2 separate regions of the Homo sapiens genome follow, and region 2 is linked to region 1. Evidence: chromatin contacts called from ENCODE Hi-C or POLR2A ChIA-PET data. All regions are on one chromosome and are shown on one strand. Each heading gives the region's core, a stretch centred on a gene start or an enhancer-like site at or near the end of the contact. The rest is flanking DNA. Distances are from core to core; before and after follow the strand shown. Region 1 overlaps LOC107986009 (a long non-coding RNA gene). Region 2 overlaps LMCD1 (LIM and cysteine rich domains 1).

Region 1 (4,062 bases), core at 772-3,271:
CAACTTAAGCAAGTTTCTTAAACTGATACTCTTTTTTTGTCTTCTTGAAAATGAGCTCATACTATTTTTCTCCAGTGTTGGTGTGACGATTAAATAAAATAACAAATGAATAGCACTGGCCACTTACTAGATCCTCAAAGGATGTTCATTCCCTTCCCTTTTTGCTTATCTCAATATACCTGTTTTTATAGCCTTACAGTTTTCAGCACTGGGCCTCTGCACATAGTGTGGGCCAACTTAGTGTTTTCTAGATAAATAATTGGTGCTAGATAAATACTTTGTTCTAGACTAGCTGACTAATTTACTCAACCTTGTAGTGCAACAAGAGTCACTTTCCAACAACACATTTTAGTTCCCTAATTACTACTTTCTTTGTGGGAAACCCAGAGGTAACTAATAGAAATGATATCCATTCAGTTATTAAAAGCAACAAGGTAGATTTCCATGGTCTGGTATGAAAATCATTATCATCTGTTTTGTAACCCTAAGTGCTAACAGGCACCAACCTAACAGCTTTACAAACATTTGTTCCTTTACTCCTCATAACAATCCTATAGTTGAAGCTCCTGTTACTAACCCCATTTTGTGAGGAAACTGAGGCACAACAGGCATAAAGAAGGTCTCCAACCGTATGAAAGATGAAATTCAAATCCCAGGACCATGAATGGAATTCACTATTAGGTAATTTAAATACGCACATGTATACATAGGTAAAACCACACACTGCAATTAGTTTAGGCAACCATAAAGTTAGAGAGCACTGTCCCCAAGACCATCTTCATTTCTCACGCCAATTGTATACTCAGAGGGATTCCCAAAACCCTCAGCTTCAATAATTTTCTTAAAAAAACTCACTAAAAGCGATTATACTTGCAGTTCAGTTTATATTACAGTGAAAGAATACAGATTAAAATCAGCCAAGAGAATAAGCTGATAGAACAGAGTGTAGGAGAAGTGCCAAAGGCAGGGCTGTCATTGTCCTCTTCCCAGGGAGTCATGGACATGTTAGTCTCCTGGTACCCATATGTGACAATATACACAGAGCACTGCTTAACAGGGAAGGTTGTCTGAGCCTTGGTATTCACAGTATTTATTGAGGTTTCATTACATAGGTGTAATTGATTGATTGGTGGATTGATTGCCCACATGGTTGATCTAGTCTCCGAGTCAACTGATACTGCATGATCCAAAGCCCCCACCCTCAATCACACTGTTGGTCTTGCTGGTGTGGTCAGCCCCACCTGAAATCACGTTACTATCTGGCAAGCTTGGGGCCCTAGACAAACAAAGATCACCTCCTAGGAGTTGAGGGCAAAACCAGACCTTCTTGTAGGCAAGGTTAAACTCTTTACTGGATGCACACATATACAGCTGCACTTGTATTTACACAAACAATACAAAGTGTATACAAATACAGAGAAAAAAGACTGGAATAAAACAGTTAACATTCAGAATTGATTGAAATGGAACTTAAATAATTTACTCTACGTATTCTTCCTTTATTTATTTATTTATTTATTTATTTAAAGACAGGGACTCACCTGTCACCCAGGCCGGAGTGCAGTGGTGTGATCACAGCTCACTGCAACCTTGACTTCCTGGTCCCAAGCAATTCTCCCACCTCAGTCTCCCAAGTAGCTGGGACCACAGGTGCACACCACCACACCCAGCTAATTTTTGTATTTTTTGTTGAGATGGGGTCTCCCCATGTTGCCCAGGCTGATCTCAAACTCCCGAGCTCAAGCAATCCTCCTAGCTCAGCCTCCCAAGGTGCTGGCATTACAGGCATGAGCCACTGCACCCAGCCATATTTCTCTATTTTTCAAATTCTTTCCAGTGAGAATATATTTGCATATATTGCTTGTGAAAATAGTTATCTTTAAGACTTTAGGGAATAAAGAAGAAAGAGAAAAGAGATTCTACTGTGGCCACCAGGCCAGCAGACATGGTGCCAGGTCTGAATTTCCATGTCATTCTATAAATAGTATAAAATCTGCTGACTTAACTTGGTGTGGAATGGCATGAGCTGGCCATATCGCAGGAATTCACAGTTGGGAAATCCTAGTGAAATGGCACAAAGTTGGGATTCAGGAGGAAGGGGAGTAAAGGAGACCAATCCAGGAGAGAAATGATCATCAGACAAGGATCAGGTTGACCTGTGGTGAGCTGGCATCTAAGGCTGGCCTGAGTCCTGCCAGAGGAGAAGGGGGGACAGTGGCTGGGATGGAGAACACGGAACTCAGGTCTTGGCATTGAAAATGGGGAATGGGAGGTGAAGGTCAGAGGCGCAGAAGGAATATTCCCCACCCTGAGCCTCCTCCAGCCTGAACCCCGGCCAGTAGCCCAGAGGTGAGTGGCAAAGCCACGTGTCCATCCTGTGTGTTGCTGCATGGCACTGTTCCCTCCTCTGGTGCTAGCCACTCAAAAGCACTTCCAGCTCGGTACCCCGGGAGCTCCCTGCTTCATGCCACAACTCACTGCACAGAGCAAGGCAGGCCTCGGCCCACCTGTCGCTGCTTGTCAGGAAACACTGCTGGGCCTCTGGTCTATGGGCCCCAGCTGTCCCAAAGGCAAGGCCTGGAGGCTTTTACTTTTGAAATGCAGCTGCATTTTCCTCTCTACAAAGACTTCCTAACAAAACCTAACAGCAAAGAAAAGCAAACTTACAAAATGTCACCTGCTTGAGAAACACAAATTGGGAATCATTTTGAAAGCATAATTCAAGCACCATATGGAACCTAAATTATTCACATTCTCCAGCATTTTTTCCTTTTTAAAAGAGTCACAGCTTTTTCAAAAGAGCTCATAGTACTGTTAGAGGCAGGGCAGTGAAGTAACAAATGCAACAGTCTACTGTGTACTGGGTACTGCGTTCAGTCCGTTAATCCTCACAGTGATTCTGCAAAATACTACTCCTATTTCACAGATGAGAAAAACTAAGGCCCCGAGAGGCTAAGAAGCTCAAGGCCACACAGCCAGTGACAGGAAGGACCACTGTGCAAACCCCAGACTATCTGATGTTAGAGTCTAGGGTCTCTCCAGATGGTACTGAGAGCTCCCAGCCCTCAGATGGCCTGGTTAAATCTACCTATCACACTGACCTATGGTCACTTGGTGCCCATCAGGCATCATCTCCAAATTCCACACACCTTGAATCCCAAAATGAGCTGGACTGACTTTAAAGTCATCTCTTCAGGGGAACACATTTTCTAAACCAAAGAGCAAGCCCAGGGTCCAACAGACGAACGTTATTCTCCTTCAGGTATAAAAGTCAGTCTGGGAAGTTGACATTTGGATACCAAAGTGTGGTCATTCCAGGGATAGCTCAATGGTTTTTGAAGGCCATGGGGCAGAGCAGCAGGTCTTGGGACAACCCAGCAACTCCATGCTCCCACAGCACCCTGTGTGCCCCTCCAGCCTGCCCCTTACCACAGGCATGGAGGCTAGTGATTGCCATGTGTCTCTCCCGCTGGTCTGTGACATGGAGGACAAGCCAGTGTCTCAGTCGTCTCTGCACCCGGCACCCGGAGTAATATGGTTTGGCTGTGTCCCCATCCAAATCTCATCTTGAATTGTAGCACCTATAATTCCCACTTGTTGTGGGAGGGACCGGGTGGGAGATAATTGAATCATGGGGCTTGTTTCCCCCATACTGTTCTCGTGGTAGTGAATAAGTCTCGTGAGATTTGATGGTTTTATAAGGGCCTTCCCTTTTGCTTGGCTCTCAATCTCTCTTGTCTGCCACCATGTAAGACGTGTCTTCTGCCTTCCACCATGATTGTGAGGCCTCCCCAGCCAGGTGGAACTGTGAGTCCATTAAACTTCTTTTTCTTTATAAATTACCCAGTCTTGGATATGTCTTTATCAGCAGTGTGAGAACAGACTAATACACAGGGCAATGGTGAACACAGAGACCATGCTCAGAGCAAAAAAACTTTTCAATGGAAGGAGGGGAAGGGAAGGAAGGCAGAGAAAGAAGGAAAAGAGGAAGGAAAATAAAGCAGATAAATGTGAGACCTATTGTCCCTCTAGTTATGAACCCACTGAGTTCAGCCTCTGGAA
Region 2 (4,017 bases), core at 796-3,295, 38 kb before region 1:
ATGACACTAAGTCTCTGCAATCTGAGGCCAGGGCCCCACTTTCCCCTACACCCACCCCCCGACACACACACCAGCTGTGAGCTCCCTCGGCTCCCTCCCACCTTGTCCACCTGCTGGGGGACGTCCTTCCTCTGAGTCCTTGGGAGGTGGCCTATTGGAGCAATGGCAGGGTCAGCCTGCCAAGTTCTCCCACCCAGCCCCCCACCTAACCATCCTCATTGGAAAAAAATGTCCACACCAGAGAAGCGTTATTGCAAAAATGCCTGTATGGAATTCCTACTAAGGGGCCATGTTCTGAGTGAGCCCAGATAACAGTGGTGGCCAGGTTGCAGGACACACTGCTGTCTGAGCCCAGCCCACCTGCATGGCCGGGGCTGTCAGTTACACAGATCTGAACACAGTGAGCAGAATCTGACCCCACCCCCAGCTTCCCAACCCCAGGCCAGCAGACGGGCCCTACTGACGAGACGGGGCCACCTAAAATTAGCCTTGGCACCTCGGTCCACTTCAGAAATGAACCAAAAGCTGTGGCTGTCCATGCCTACCTCAGGGCAGTCCTCTGAAAGTGTTATTATTACACTGAGGTTAGGAGAGGCAGGATATCATGGGAAGGTCCTCCGGCCACCAAGTTGTCAGAGTTGCCCTCTTCATGGGGCAATACCAAGCCTGAAAAATCCCAGTGCCAGATGCTACTGCACCCACTGTCACCCCTGAAGAAGCGAGCCCTTTTCCATCAGTGAGGCCAATACAATTCAAAAATATTTAGTCTCCCTCTTTTCCTCACATGTCCCATTGTGCGGGGATGGAGGGTAGGAAAGAAGACAAGTTGAGAATCAAGGGAAGAAAGGGGAAACTGTGAGGCTGCAGCAGGCACTGTGTAAGGTCTCAATCTCTTTATTTTTATTTTTTTAGATACACGGCTCTCACTCTCTCACCCAGGCTGGAGTGCCGTGGCAGGATCATAGCTCACTGCAGCCACAAACTCCCGGGTTCAAACCATCCTCCCGCCTCAACCTCCCAAGTAATAAACCTCTTTAACTCTTGGTAACAACCAGTGAGAGAGGTTGGGGTTGTGATACCCATTTCGCAGATGAGGACCCTGGGGCGCAGTGAGGTTACCCCACGTGCTGATGAGAGCGGGGCTTCGGTTCAATCCCCAGTCCTTCTGCTTCACCGGCAGAGTGAAGTCTGAAGCCGTGTTGGGGTGGGGCCTCGGCAGGGTGGGTCCGACCATGCCAGGGGATATATATGTGAGTGTTTAGGTTCTCCAGGGTGGGCAGCCGTGTATGGGGTAGCTTGCAGCTCAGCCCACTGAGCATTTGGGAGCCTCTTATCTGCGTACTGAGAACAATGAAAGGATTCCCATGTCCACCCCCAGTTCCACCCACTGTGGGTTCTTGTGGGCCTTTTGAGTATCAGAGATCTCCGTGGCCAGGGAGCTGCCGACTCCAGCAACCTGGACCCATTCACACCAGGCTGGTGGGAGCCCCTCGCGCACTCTCCAAGCCCTGCGCTCCCCACCTGGATGGAACTGATGGGCCCCTGAGCTGGGTGGGCAATGATCTTCATGTTCTGACTCTTAGCAGCTCCACCAAGCCATTGCCTTGCGTTTAGAGAGCTCGCTGAATATTTTCTCAGAAATTAAATACACAGATTTCCCGGGTATGGTCATTTTGCCCAGGAATTTCCGCCTTTCTCCACACCCCGAACTTGTAACTGAAGAAAGGGGAAAGAAAGCCAGAGCATAGCCTTTAATGTGATCTCTACTCTTTAGCATTTACCATTCCTGCCGGGCGCCTCCCCGTCTTGCCCCTTCCCCAACCACTCCTTCCTCAGGCCAAGTGACTGCCCCAAAAGAGCAAACTTAAGAGGAGGACAGCCCATTGAGAGAAGTGAAGATGTTCCCCACAGTCATAAAAACGCGTGAATATGGTCCGAAATCATCCTCCAGGATCCTGGGAGCACAGTCTGACCCCTCTGCCCCATTTCCCCACAAGAATGCTGAGAGGGGGACGGGAGGCCTCCGTCCCCTCCCTCCCCCCCGCCAAAGGTCTGCTTTTCAGATGGAAACTTACAGCAGCTGGCGGCTCAGCCCAACTCCAGCCCCAATAGAAGGACATATTTGTGGGCAAGGGACTTCCAAGTCTTTGTCTAAGCAGATGTTTGGCTTGTGGGCTCGGCAGGCAGGCTGGCTGGCTTTCCTGCCAGCCCCACTTGGGAATTTGAAACTGCCACTCCTCCCCACTTAGTGAGCCCCATCTGAGCTGGAGGACAGGAGGGTAAGAGGCCCAGAGACAAGCCTGGGGTCATTCACCCAGAGGAATCCCTGCTCCCCACAGTCCCGCCACCCCTGGCTCAGGCACCATGGGCAGGAGCCTGGGGGCAGCCGCAAAATCACTATGGTTACCAGCTTCTCGGCATCTGCCTGCCTCTTGCTTTGCAGTGGAGATACTTTAGTGACTTTCAGGGAGATCTTTTTTTTTGTTCCAAAGAAACTTCCCTTTCTCCCACTTTTTATACTATACTATAAATACTTTTCCATGTTGCCACATGGCCTTCAACGAGCTTTTTTTTTTTTTTTTTTTTTTTTGAGTGGGCTGCATATTATTCCATTGATTAAAACAGGGATTGGTAAACTTTTTCTGTACAGGGCATATAGTGAATATTGAAGGTTTTTCAGGCCACATGGTCTCTGTCACGACTAATTAACACAGCTCTTGAAGCACTAAAGCCGCCATAGGCAATATCTAAACAGATGACCCTGGCTGTGTTCCAATCAAACTGTATTTACATAAACAGGCGGTGGGCTAGATTTGGCCCACAGATGGATGCAGTTTGCTGACCCCTGAACTGGAAGAATCATAAAGAATAGTTTTAGCTTTTTATTAATCTCTTTGGTTTTACTCAATTTTGTTTTGCTAATATGAGCTAAATGATGACGATGATGATGATGCTGTCATCTCCCATTCATTGACTACCTAGGTTATGCCAGGCACTGTGCCAGATATTTTGCATGTTATTTTACTTAATCCTAAGAATTATCCTACAAAGTATATCATCCTCCTTTTTACAAACAAGGGAATTAAAAGACACTCTTAGCAAAGTTAAACAGTGTTTTCAAACTTCAGGTCACAATCCGTCAGTGGGTAATACATCAATTTAGTGGACTACAACCAGAATTTTTTTTAACTGAAAAGGGAAGAGTGTTTCAGGAGTAGTAAATATTTTTCCAGGAAGCTTTTTTTTTTCAGGAGTGTGTGTGTGTATGTGTGTGTGTGTTGGATCAGGACGTGTAATGTATTTGCTACTGTGGATTACAGACAAAAACAAAAATTTCAAAAAACAAAGCTGAGGAAATTGTCTAGTCACCTAGATGGTGAGTAGTTAATCCAGAACTAGGATCCAGACCTGCCTCACTCCAAACCTGACACAGACTCTAATTAACAGGTGTTCCCATCTCTGGAGCACCCACGCAGTTCTAAGCCCCGGGCAAAGCCGTTGCAATTGGAATGAACACATCTGAGACTCCGTCCCTGCTCAGCTGTGGACCAAGCAGCATCCTTTTGCAAGGAGCCAGTCCTTGGGCCCATGCTTGTCAGAGCTGGATTTGAGAACAACCCACACTGATGTTCTCTTACACGTGTAGCATTTATGAAGCCTTTCCATCTCCCTCACTTCATCACATAACCAGGGAGGGAGATTCAGTTAGAAATGTTTAATATTTTGCCTTGCTTGGCAGAGAGCCCCATAATGGATAATCTGCCCCAAGAAGAAATGTAAGGTGAAGGGGTCAGTTAACAGTAGTGACCACCAACACCAGGCTAAGGCATTTCGTATGAGCCAGGGCCTGCCACGATGTGCTACAGATGAGAAAACTGAGGTTCAGAGGGTTGGATGATTTTTCCAAGAGCTTCACCAGTGATGAAGCCATGGCATGAACCATGTTCCAAAGCACATGACCCAAACCGTTGCCTACCCACCCTGCCCATTCTGCACCATAGGGAGCCTTGGGAAGAC

What was found. Hi-C counts contacts between places; a loop is a spot of excess contacts on that map. ChIA-PET counts read pairs that join two places held with the same protein, here RNA polymerase II (POLR2A). Pooled maps may share reads with other maps.
Region 2: a map of aorta shows a loop between it and region 1 (5-fold over the local background). The contact joins two enhancer-like sites. A Hi-C loop is called at or near these places in 2 of 168 maps with a recorded cell type or tissue (aorta and ascending aorta) and 1 of 50 pooled maps. POLR2A ChIA-PET finds 5 or more read pairs at or near these places in 2 of 52 experiments (BJ and naive thymus-derived CD4-positive, alpha-beta T cell).

Annotation. Positions count from the first base shown.
Region 1 is chr3:8,591,172-8,595,233 of GRCh38, forward strand. The region is part of intron 4 of LOC107986009 (a long non-coding RNA gene); the gene reads right to left. Among named protein-coding and RNA genes, the nearest start is that of LINC00312, 21 kb to the left of the region's middle. Within about 2 kb of position 2,022, at least 6 of the 41 ENCODE cell types and tissues checked have a DNase peak (open chromatin) inside an H3K27ac peak, as active enhancers do; they include ascending aorta, where a contact is called at or near this core.
Region 2 is chr3:8,553,151-8,557,167 of GRCh38, forward strand. The region is part of intron 4 of LMCD1 (LIM and cysteine rich domains 1); the gene reads left to right. Among named protein-coding and RNA genes, the nearest start is that of LINC00312, 17 kb to the right of the region's middle. Within about 2 kb of position 2,046, at least 11 of the 41 ENCODE cell types and tissues checked have a DNase peak (open chromatin) inside an H3K27ac peak, as active enhancers do; they include ascending aorta, where a contact is called at or near this core.